Regions from separate parts of the Mus musculus genome. Here region 1 is linked to region 2. The links are chromatin loops, found by intact Hi-C in ENCODE. Cell type or tissue: heart. All regions are shown on one strand. Each heading gives the region's core, and the rest is flanking DNA. Links, peaks and the distances in the headings are about the cores only. Region 1 overlaps Fgd5 (FYVE, RhoGEF and PH domain containing 5). Region 2 overlaps Fgd5 (FYVE, RhoGEF and PH domain containing 5).

Region 1 (5,366 bases), core at 193-5,192, 52 kb after region 2:
ATAAAAGCATTTCAGGTGAAAAAGAGTCATGAGAGGTGAGCGGATCTCAAGAGGGGGACGGGGTGTGGGCTCAGAGACATCCTCAGGAGTCCTCCTCTCTCTCTCTCTCTCTCTCTCTCTCTCTCTCTCTCTCTCTCTCTCAGGATCCTCCCATTGCAGAGGAAGGGTAGGGTCCTCCCCTCTGGCATCTAGCTGCCAACTTTCAGCTGGGGAAACTGAGGCTCCACTTGCCCTGGCTGTTCCATGAGAGCCCTGTGCTGACCCGTGCAAGTGCCCACCAGGCTACCAGCCTCTCAGACCTAAGCTGGAGCAGAGGACATACATACAGATCTCTTCCTGTGGCCCATTACTGCCTCTTCTGTCTTGGACAAGACTGATGCCTTGGGCAGGGTGCCCATCCTGCAAGGTTTGACAACCCGGGAGGTGCCAGGGTATACAGCATCCACCAAGCAATTGTCACAAAGAGGGCAGGTACCTGGGCATGAGTCTGACACACAGGAACACGAGAGTCACACGTGGCTGGAGCATCACAGCTGAGCAGGGACATAGCTCCATCACACTGACTGAACCCCGAATATGTTGCGACTCAGCCAGAGCACTTCTGAAGGCACAGCTTGAATATGCTGAGACTTGGGCCCAGAAGGTTAAGATGACTCCAGCAGGGCACACACTCTCGTCCTAAGGCTTATCGTTCTGCCCCTGAGAATGGACCAAACACTGGGAACTCTTTGCGGATGAAACTCCTCACACCTACCAGGACCGGTTTGCCACCTCCTCCAGGAAGCCCTCCTTAACCAGATTATCCCGATGAAACTGAAGCGCTGCCCAGCTCATGGGGCCAGGCATTGCAGGACAGCTTATGTTCTTACTTATTTATCCTTTCCTGCACAATGACCCACAATATGGCATAAATTTTAAACCTACCAACCCCCTCCCCGATCTGCCAAGTTCTGCTCCTCTCAGCAGGCCTGAGTTCCACAGCACCCCTCCCACAGAGCATTCTTAGGTTTCTGCAGCCTTCTTTCCCACCGGGCTCTGAACTCCTGTTAGTGCCTCATGTTCAAACCCCACAGTCTCCTGTACTCACCAGATGCTCAATGGGCATCTGCTTACGAGGTATCTCACGAACAACACTCAGCTGCTGTCCTGTGCTCCTGGACACTCCTACATGCACAGCCGGGGATGTATAGGCAAATAATCTGAGCCTGGCACTCGTGGCCTGCTGGTGAGTGGACAGTTGCCCAGACAGCTGCCACAGCCTAGGGAAGCACACCCTGGTCCACCTCCCCCAATACCTTGGTCTAGGACGGACTAAGCGGGCAGCATGCCCAATAGAAGCATAGCTTAGTCACCAGAGAAGGACAGTCCTGGAAAAGGCAACCTAAAGGCCCAGAAGGAGGGCACTCAGTATAGATTGCAGCTGGCATGAGATGCTGGTGGAGGGCACTCAGTATAGATTGTAGCTGGCATGAGATGCTGGTGATTGTGGGGGTGGGGGTGGGGGTGGAAACCTTGTGCTCAGCTCAGGCCTCTCTGCCTTTGTAGCCAAGAAAGGCTTTGGCTTGGAAACGGATTCTGTAATATTCTAGACCTGACGTGTGTTGTGACAGAAGAATAAGAAAAATAACAATAGAATCCCCCCTCAAAAAAAAACAAATTAAGATTAAGTGTGAAAGAAACAGTTTGCAGAGCAAGACTGGATGCCCTTCTGGTGTCATCTAAGTAACAGAGCATGTGCAAAACCAAAATACAAACTGGAGGGGAAGTGGGGGGCCATTAAAAGACCATAGAGCCCATGTTTTGGGGGGATCTTTCCTCAGCCCGCTTCTATTCATGAGCGTGCTTTTTCTTTTCTTAATATACTGTCTACATCTACCCCATGACTACCTCGAAAGACACGACTTCTCCATCTCTCTCCTTGGCAGCTTCTGCGATTCCCCCAAAGTACCTGGATTGTGTTTCTCTCCTAACTCTAACAAAATTGTCCATGGGCTTCCTTTTCATATTCTGAAATTATTTTATTAACAAGACTAAGACCCTTAAAAGGCAACCTCTGTTTCTATGGCAACACCATCAGGTTCTAGCGCTCTGGCCCTGGAAACCTGGAGAGGAGGCACAGAGGGAACAGGTTGGAGGCTGGCCGAGGTCCAGGTGGGGCACAAAGGGATGTGCGTTCATTAGGGAAGGCAGAGGGGCGTGATGGAGTGTGAGAGACAAAGCTGCCGTAGCTCAGTTCAAGTCTGGCCCCAAACATGATGCCTGGTTTTTTTCTCTTATTTTTAGAGAGAATATCTTATAGCCCAGGCTAGCCTTAAACTCTTTATGTAGCTGAGGGTGGCTACATAGAGAGTTTGAATTTCTGATTCTTCTGCCTCTGTCTCTCTAGTGCCAGGATTACAGGAATTTGTTACTATGCCCAATCTATGCATTGTTAGGAGTCTAACCCAGGGTTTCCTGCATGCCAGGCAAGCACACCTCTGACCCCAGCCTCATCTCTCTGGCAAAAGGGCATTCAGTACATCCAAGTAGCTAAGGCATTGTGGAGTTTACTCTCAGGCTTTAGCAGTGCCCGTGTGTAACCGCCACCAGGCCTGTTTTAGACTTTTTAGGGTTTATGGGTTTTTTGTTTTGTTTTGTTTTGTTTTTAAAGTAAGTTTCCACATTCACACCCATCTTAAGGAACTTCTAGGGCATGAAGCCAACCTCACCCCTCAGGTGCTGGGGCTACACAGAGCTGGCCCTGCCTTGCTGCCCTCTAAAACAGGAAAGGAAGGAAGGCAAGGCCCAGTAGTACCAGGGGCACAGATGAGTCCGCTGCTGGGGAGAAAGATGAATGTTCTCTGAGGAACTTGGGTGCTGTCCTTTCAGAAGCGAGAGGCATGGAAGAGGGGTGAGGCTGCTTGTGAAGTGGACTCTCCTTCCAGAGTAACAAAAACCTTCGTCCTTGGGGTGGAAGAGGGGCACCCCGCCCTGGGCTCGAGCACCTCCAGTGCTCAGGGTGGCTGGTTACCCCTCCTCCATCTCCCAGGCCTTGTCCTGCATTTCCTGTAAACACTGACACTTCCTCCCATGAGACTGGCCTAGCAGCCCCTGGGGCCACACCCAGCCGCTTGACAGAACCCAGCACACAATGGCTGGCTGAGGCTCTAGATGGCCACTCCTCATCCCAGGCCTATCCAGGGATCCAGACCAATACTGCCTAACAGCCCATGAGCTCTGGCAGGGGACAGCGACCGCTTAGACCACAGGGGGAATAGCCTATATGGGTGTCCAAAGCCTGGACACTACCCTGTTCCTAGGCATGTGATATTGGACAAGCGTTCTCACCTCTGTGGTGGTAGCACGTGCCTGCCTTGCGTACTGTGTCACTGTTTGGAGTTAGTTAGTTGAGAACATGGTGTTTGCTAGAATTCTGGATTTGAAGTGTTAAGTTCAAGCTCATAGACACTGGTCTCCAGGCCGTCAGCTTCCAGGGACCGATCCATCTGGGGTTGGCTTCTGACCTCGAGGTTCTCTGCTGTAACTTACCCAGTGACCTTGGACAACTACATTTCCCAGTTGTTTCTCCATTTCCTCCTCTCCAAACAGAACCTGGAGCTCTTGCCCTGCCTGCCATCTTGGGAGCTAATGAGAAGTGAGCAGAGAAGCTGACAGGAAACTCATGTCTTTGTGTTGCTCTGTAGCGATAACCAGAGCTCTCAAACCCACCGCCAGCCTCACCTCCCCTGCAGAGCCTGAGATCTCCTGAGCACCTTGTTAAAACAGGGCCACCCAGAGCATCTAGGCTCTAGTTCTGGCTACCACGCACCTGCTTGGCTCATTGCTCCTTATGACGCTGTGGGTTGGACAGAAGCTGACTGCCATGTCACCAACGACATGATATGGACCTGAGATAGTTTACTGAGCCTGGTCCCTTTTGACTTGTCTTAGACCCTAAATAAGGGCTGAATGAACCATCTAAGAATTTCACGGTACTTTGAAGCTTTCAAACACTTCCATACGTCACATTTCTGCTGATTCTCCTGGCTGGAATATACTTCAGGCACCATCACTCCTGACAACGAGAGAGATGAGCCAGAGAGGCCTGTATAAATTATACCAGGACCCAGACCTCTGGCCAGAAGCTGCACCCTGTATTGGGGAACTCCTATTCCCTGCCTGAGCCCTGGAGGATCCTGGACAGCACCCCAGACTACCCTCTGCTGAGGGCATGTTGGGCCATTCTCCCTATACTCCAGAGGAGTCCTAGGGGGCATTCCTGGGGCCTCCAAGGCTGGGCATATGGAAGTAGTTATGAGCTGTGTGGCTAGGTCTGCTTTTTTGGTCAATAATTACTTTGAAATAAGGGTTCTGAGAATTCAGCAACTGTGCCAGCTGGCAGCATCCTTGCCCCACACACCCAGGACAGACCATGACAATACAAGGCTGGGAAAACCACCCATCCCATCGAGAGCATTCTGGCTTGTGATGAAAGAAAGAGCAATGAGCTCAAAACAGATCCCCAGGGCCATGCCTCCCTGAGCCTCGCCGCCTAGGGCCATCTTTCCACCAGATTTGGAAAACCCAAAACCCCATGTGAAACAGCCTCTTCACTGGGAAGATCGTTCTGTGCACCCAGATCCAACTAAGGAAACCAGTTCAGTCCTAGACTCAAGAGAAAGCTGTGTGAACAAGCTCACAGTACGAGTTGGGAGAGCTTCTCTGACCGAAAGGCACCTGAACATGAACAAACAACAGGATGGTGGTCCTGAGTTTCCACCTCGAGCCCTGCCCCATCCTGCACCTCTCTTTTGCCCAACGATAGCCCCTGAGCCACATGTTCCGATAAACCTCAACTGCAGTTAATAGAACCTCATAGCTTCCTACCAGTCTGCTCACCTCTCCCTAGACTTCCCAGTATGAAGAAACTTCTAGAACCTTTTGGGGTGGAAGAGGAACTGCTGAATAAAACCACGATGACGCCACAGCCCTGTGTGTGGAAAGCAAGAGCCCTGCAATGCTGACATACCAGCTGGAGGTGAAACACTCAGCCAGTGGAGCCCGGGACCCAGCACCACCTGCTGCAGGACTACCTCCGCTCCATTCAACCCTCTGGAGCAGAGGCTAGAAGGAATGGCAAAGCCAGCAGAGTGTAGCTGGACCAAACCTTGCCTGCCACCCAACCCCTCCACAGGACACAACTATAGGGTCCTTCTGCCTTCAGAGTCTCCCAATGGAAGGGACAAGGGATGGTGTGGAGAATCAGCAGGATTCTGAACAGGGTCTCCAAGGAACAGGAGAGGGATAAAACCAAACCCGAAAGCTCCAGGCCTTTCTGGAAGAAGTGAGGACCACATTCTTGGTATCTATCTATCATGCCCCAGGAA
Region 2 (5,366 bases), core at 179-5,178:
TGACGGGTCCTTCAAGGAATTCTCGTCGCAGAGGTAGGCGCTTTTCCATTAAGCTATGCCCTAGTCGTAATTCCAAGAACTTCAGTTGGCAAATGGAATAAGTTAATGGCTGAGATAGCACTCATCCACCGATCTTCACTCCCTAGCGCATCTTCACACACCCACTGCTTCATGATGCCTGTTAACAGGGACTTGGATGCAGCTGGCCATGCCTCTTGGCTCCGAAGGCTCTCCTCATGGGCACACATTGCTTGGGGGCCCTGTCTGCATGACGGACTTGTGCGCAGCCAGTTTTCAGGTTTCTTGCACAGTCAGCCTTAGGGGGGCTCAGCACCTGTGCTGTTCCCTCCCTGCAGCCCGAGAACACGTGGGGCTCACAAATACTGACATGGGACAATTAACCGTGATTGCAGCTCACCTGAGCAGGCCCTGCGGGCACTAATTCTACAGTATGGGGAAGGAAAAAGAAAAAATAAAGCCAAGGAGGGACACAAGATGCCTCTGGAGCTCCTCTGCAGCCCACAGATGTCTTCTGAAGACAGGGATTATCCTTAGCAATGGCACTACCTGGGCTCACTATTGAGTTCTTTCAGGGAGGAGTTCTCTTTGTGCAGAAGAGCCTGGCCAGGCTGGGTACAGGAGGATCTGAGCATGCCTCCAGAGGACAGGAACCTCCCAAGCACTGTCTCCCATGCACACCTTACCTCGGACAGAGCCGAAGGGACTTTTTTCTGCTTCTTGAAAGTTGAGGGGCTAATACTCTGGAAGACAGAGGACAAGGCGCTGCCCGAGGAAAAGCGGGACGAGGACAGTGGGAAGCTCATGCTGACTGGACGCTCTGCAGAGGTGAGAAGCCAGGGGAAGGGTTGTCTGGAGTGCTGGCTCAAGTCCCTCCAAGGCTCATGGGGGTGCGGGTGGGAGGAGACGGGCCCAGGATGGCTGGCATGCCCCTTCCTGCTGATGCTGAGCAGAGGCTCTGGGGCATGGTGGCATTTTCCCAGGACATTGAACAGTTGTCCTGGATCCACCAGCAGGACTATGCTTCCTCTGGGTGTGGCTTCAAGAAGGCCCAAGATACATCTGCTGTCTCTCTGGCCTGATACTTCTGGGCACAGCCTGTCACTTAAGTACCAAGTCTCAGGGGTCAATTCAGCTTCTAGGGGACTCTCTCTCTCTCCTTTCCTGACTCCCAAGCCCCTCCCAAGCAGCCTCCCAAACCTGCCACAAAATTCCAAAGACAGCAGGCTCATGGAATATTCATAGAAGCCCTACAGAGAGCTGGGGAGATGGCTCAGCAGTTAAGAACATATCTGCCTTATTTTGGCCTTCAGGGGTACCTGCACCCACATGCATATAACCATATAGACAAATATCGAATAACCCCAAAGAACCATCCATGGCGGACAGCCACAGCAGCCCTGCCTTCATAGGGACAGAGCAGCTGTCAGGTTCCCATGGAACCCAGGTCTTGAGCCTTGGCCTCCCCAGGGGGCTGCCTTTATGCAGAACCTCATCTCTCTTCTTCTGGAGAAAGCAGATTCAAGCAGGAACCCGGGCCATAGAGGCATCATGAGAACTTGGGGAGAAGCCACCAGGCCTGAAAGAAGGCAAGGGCCTTGTAAAGTTACCTCTCATGGAGCCTGGGACAGGCCCATTCCTCAACTTCAGCTCCCGGAAGCAGCCATCACAGACCTTGGCCATCCTGTTCTTGAGGCACTTCAATGGGTACTTGTTTCGAGAGCAGTTCCGGCACACAATCTGACGCCATGTTGAGAACACACATTTAAGCTGTCAGTCACCCTCTCAGTTTAGCCCAGCCCTCACCTCCTCCAGGCAGCCCCAGGACCCTAGCTGCTCTGTGTCACACGGGCCCCTGCTCTTCCAGCCTGGGCTGTAGAATGTCTCTGAGCAAGCGCCTGCTTTTCTGAAGAGCTGTGCTCATAACCATAAGATAACACTCCCCTCCAGTGACCATAATGGTGAGTTCTCCCGTGTTATTAACATGGTGTGGCAGAAAGGCCTGGGACTGCCATGATCAGTGGATTTCAGTGATACCGACAGGAACAAGCTCTACCTCTCAGGCTGGCCTTGAATTCATCTTCCTCTGGCCCCCTGAGCTCCACAAGCAGGAACATGTCCCCATCCCCTCCCCAAGCACACCTTCCCCCCAGTCTGTCACTCACCTTGCCGCAGGCATGGCAGTGGTGGCGCCTCACGGTGAGGGAGAAGTCACAGCCGCAGTTCATGCACATCATGGCATGAGTGACAGGCACCAGGGTGGGGAGCCTCTCACCGAGGCTGATCCCCAGCCTTTCCCGGATCTGCGGCAGCCAGCAACCACAGTCAGGAGAGAGGCCAAGGGACAGTTGGGGAAGTGCAGCCCCTTTCTCCCTAATTCGGAGTCAAGTCTACTCTGTCCCCTGGTCTGCTTGCCAGACTGCAGGGCATGCTCCTGGGTTGAACTGTGGTGCCACGCTCTAACAGAAGCATGGTAGGCGGGACCGATGAGGGTGTTGCCAGGGCCCCGAGGACAGGAGGAACTTGTCTCTGTGAGGAGGATATGGCAGGACCCACCCTAGGAACCCTGGAGTGGCCCCCACTCACCTCCACACTGTGGTGGAAGGCAGCCAGGGCCTGAGTCTTGTAATCCTCCGGAAGGGCTCTGCTCAGACAGTAGTGCCACTCGTCCCGCTCCGCGCAGGAGCTGTCGGCACAGACTCGGTGAGCCAAGGTGCTGTGGCTCTGCTTGGCACCCTCTCTCTTGCTGCGAGTTCAGCAGCCTCTGGGCCCTAGTTGAGCCCCAATGTCCAAGCCCAGGAGAAAGCTGGGTAGATATTCTTAGTGCCCACTAGGTGTCGCCCTCGCCCTGCACTGGAGCATCCCACAGCCTGGGCAGGGAGAAGGTGCCACTTTGGCCGGCAGTAAGGTAGGCAGCCAGGGTGACACTGCTTAAAGGGAATGTATAATCCCCCTCCAGTGGGCAGATATATCAATGGCAGCTGGTACTCCAGGCCATAGGACAGGCAGGAGCAGACAATCGGTGTAGTCTGTCACCAGAAGCTACACACTGAGCCACAAGGCATCAGGCAGAGAGGAGAGGTGGTGGAGCTATCCCAGGAATCACTACCTACAGGAAGTCTTCCCTCTCCCTTGTGGGACCCCCTTTGTCTCTTCTATATTACAGCAAACAGGTGCCATCTACATACATGGGGCTCTCTCCAGACCCCAGATCGACCGGCACCTTGGTCTTGCATTTCCTAACTCCTAGCCTGGGAGAAATAGATTTTGTTTATCAGACAACTGGCTCATGTTGTTTTAAGTACAGCATCCTTCCACCTACCAAGAGCCTCCCCAAAAGACGACGGAATGGTCAGAGATGGGCAACCACTCATCACTTCCCTTTTGTCCTGTCGAGAGTGCCAAGGCTGACAGCCCACTGAGCACACGACACATATGAGTCACCTGAGAACCTCATGCTGAGACAATCATCTATAACATTTTTTAATGAGATACTTTCATGGGGCCTACAGACCTCTGGGCATAGGAGCTGGCATTTATGTTTGGTTTTGTGCTGCTGAAGCCTGAACCAGGGCCTTAGTATGTCAGCCAGACACGCTATCACTGAGATAAGCCCCAAACCTCAGGAGTTCTTCTTTTCTTTTTTCTTTTAGTTATTGCTTTCTATTTGCACGCACGTGTGTACGTGTGTGCATGCATGTCCATGCCTGTGTGTTTTGTGTGTGTTGCGTACACGTAGATATGAGTGAGGAGGTCAGAGGTCAACTTCAGGTATTTTGCTCAATTCTTAACTTTATCTTCATCTTAAAATATTTATCTTCATCTTAAAATATTTATTTTTTTGTATGTTATGCCTGCGTATCTAAGTGTCGTATGCCATGGCGGCCAGCAGAGGGCACTGCAGCTAGAGTATGGCTCCCCATACCTTGCAGACAGTGTCAGACAAGACTCAGGAGTTTCGATCTTCAGAGCATAGGGCACTTTGTCCATCACAGGGCGGCTGACCTGCCAGGGAAACCAATAGCATCTGTTCAGGGTGGGAGGGGGAGGAGCACGGACAGCTTTGTCCACTGCTAGTGGCTGGTAGTGGCTGGACAGGGTTCTGACCAGCATGGATGCTTTCATTCCCAGCTGTCCTGCCTTCTCATCTCAGCATTTCCTTCTCAGGCACCATCCTCAGATGGTATCAGAAATAACATTCCAGAATGTTCTCCATCCCAAGAATTCCCCAATGTGCCCACGCACCCTCGTGTTTGAGACCAAGATAAACCATGCTAGTCCACACATCACACATGCAACAGCTGAGACATGTTCAGTGGTGAATGAACCGAGAATATGCACACACATGCGTGCATGAACACACAAACACACACACAGAGGCAGACAGAGATGAGAGAGGCATAAAGATAGAGATACACAGAGAGGTAGAGAGACAGAGGGGGCAGATGTGGGTGCCCAGAAAAGGAAGGAGACTGACCAAACTTCCACACAGAAATCTTGAACACAACACTAAGTGAAGCCAGCCAGCTCCAAGAAGCCAAATGCTGGAACTCTACCCACATGAAGTCATTCAACCAGTTACATTTATAGAGATAGAACAAACAGGACTCAGTGTTTAATGGAGACAGTTTCTGTTTGGGATGATAGAAAGGTTCTAGAGGGTTTTAACAATGTAACCTAAACCTGTTTGTTGGCTCCCTCCAAGCGGTTTCTGCACTTACTGTCCTCCTCCTGGGGTGACCCTTTCCTCTCCATGTCTTATCCACTCTGAGAATATATCATTGATCCCTAGTTGTAGCTGGGCAGCCCCTATGTTTAAACCTGCAGCAGTCCTCACTGAACGCTGTATCCTGGGGCCTTGGTCCTCCGTAGAGAGAAGAAAGGCTGGATCCATCTCCCCAGCATCTTCCCTGTGATGACACGCCTACCCCAGGGTACCTGGTTTTCGATATCTACCTTCATGTTGGCCACTGGCAGCGAGCTCTTCAGCCGGTACTTCCCATCCTTCTGGGGATGTGTGTACAGGAGTGTGTCATTCATCTGCAGAGAAGGCACACAAGTCACACCAGTCCTGGCCCCGAAGGCTGCAGCAAGCTCTATACGTAGCAGGTCCCTGAGCTCTGGGGTGCAGGCAGCCAGTAGTCCTCGGTGCACACCTCATCATGACAATTATACTCCTACAGGAATGCTCAAAAGGACTTGGCACATCTGCCAATGCTCTGGCACCAAGTGTCAGAGAACATTATGTGTCACAGCCCCAAAGGGAGAACTAACCAAATATCCTTTACAGTTGATGGATAAAGAACCGTGGTCCAGTCAGACTGTGAAATACCACACAGCAACCCAAA

What was found. A loop is a pair of places that touch in the nucleus more often than their neighbours do. Peaks named below come from ENCODE experiments on the same cell type or tissue, not always from the same donor. Only the 100,000 strongest peaks of a DNase experiment are listed, where the experiment ranks them.
Region 1: it touches region 2 in a loop (1.9-fold over the local background); 1 of 42 quality-filtered maps calls a loop at or near these places.

What each region holds. Positions count from the first base shown.
Region 1 is chr6:92,012,835-92,018,200 of GRCm38, reverse strand. The region is part of intron 2 of Fgd5 (FYVE, RhoGEF and PH domain containing 5); the gene reads right to left. Among named protein-coding and RNA genes, the nearest start is that of Fgd5, 37 kb to the right of the region's middle. In heart, for the core only: a CTCF peak has its summit at 3,210; DNase peaks (open chromatin) are centred at 3,090 and 4,389; H3K27ac peaks cover 199 bases.
Region 2 is chr6:92,064,840-92,070,205 of GRCm38, reverse strand. Fgd5 (FYVE, RhoGEF and PH domain containing 5) reads right to left here. Exons shown (of 21, transcript NM_172731.3): 13 at 4,975-5,058; 14 at 3,944-4,023; 15 at 2,605-2,704; 16 at 2,184-2,321; 17 at 1,629-1,758; 18 at 705-838. Among named protein-coding and RNA genes, the nearest start is that of Nr2c2, 25 kb to the left of the region's middle. In heart, for the core only: CTCF peaks have their summits at 2,842 (motif pointing right), 3,705 and 3,904 (motif pointing right); a DNase peak (open chromatin) is centred at 2,795; H3K27me3 peaks cover 1,992 bases.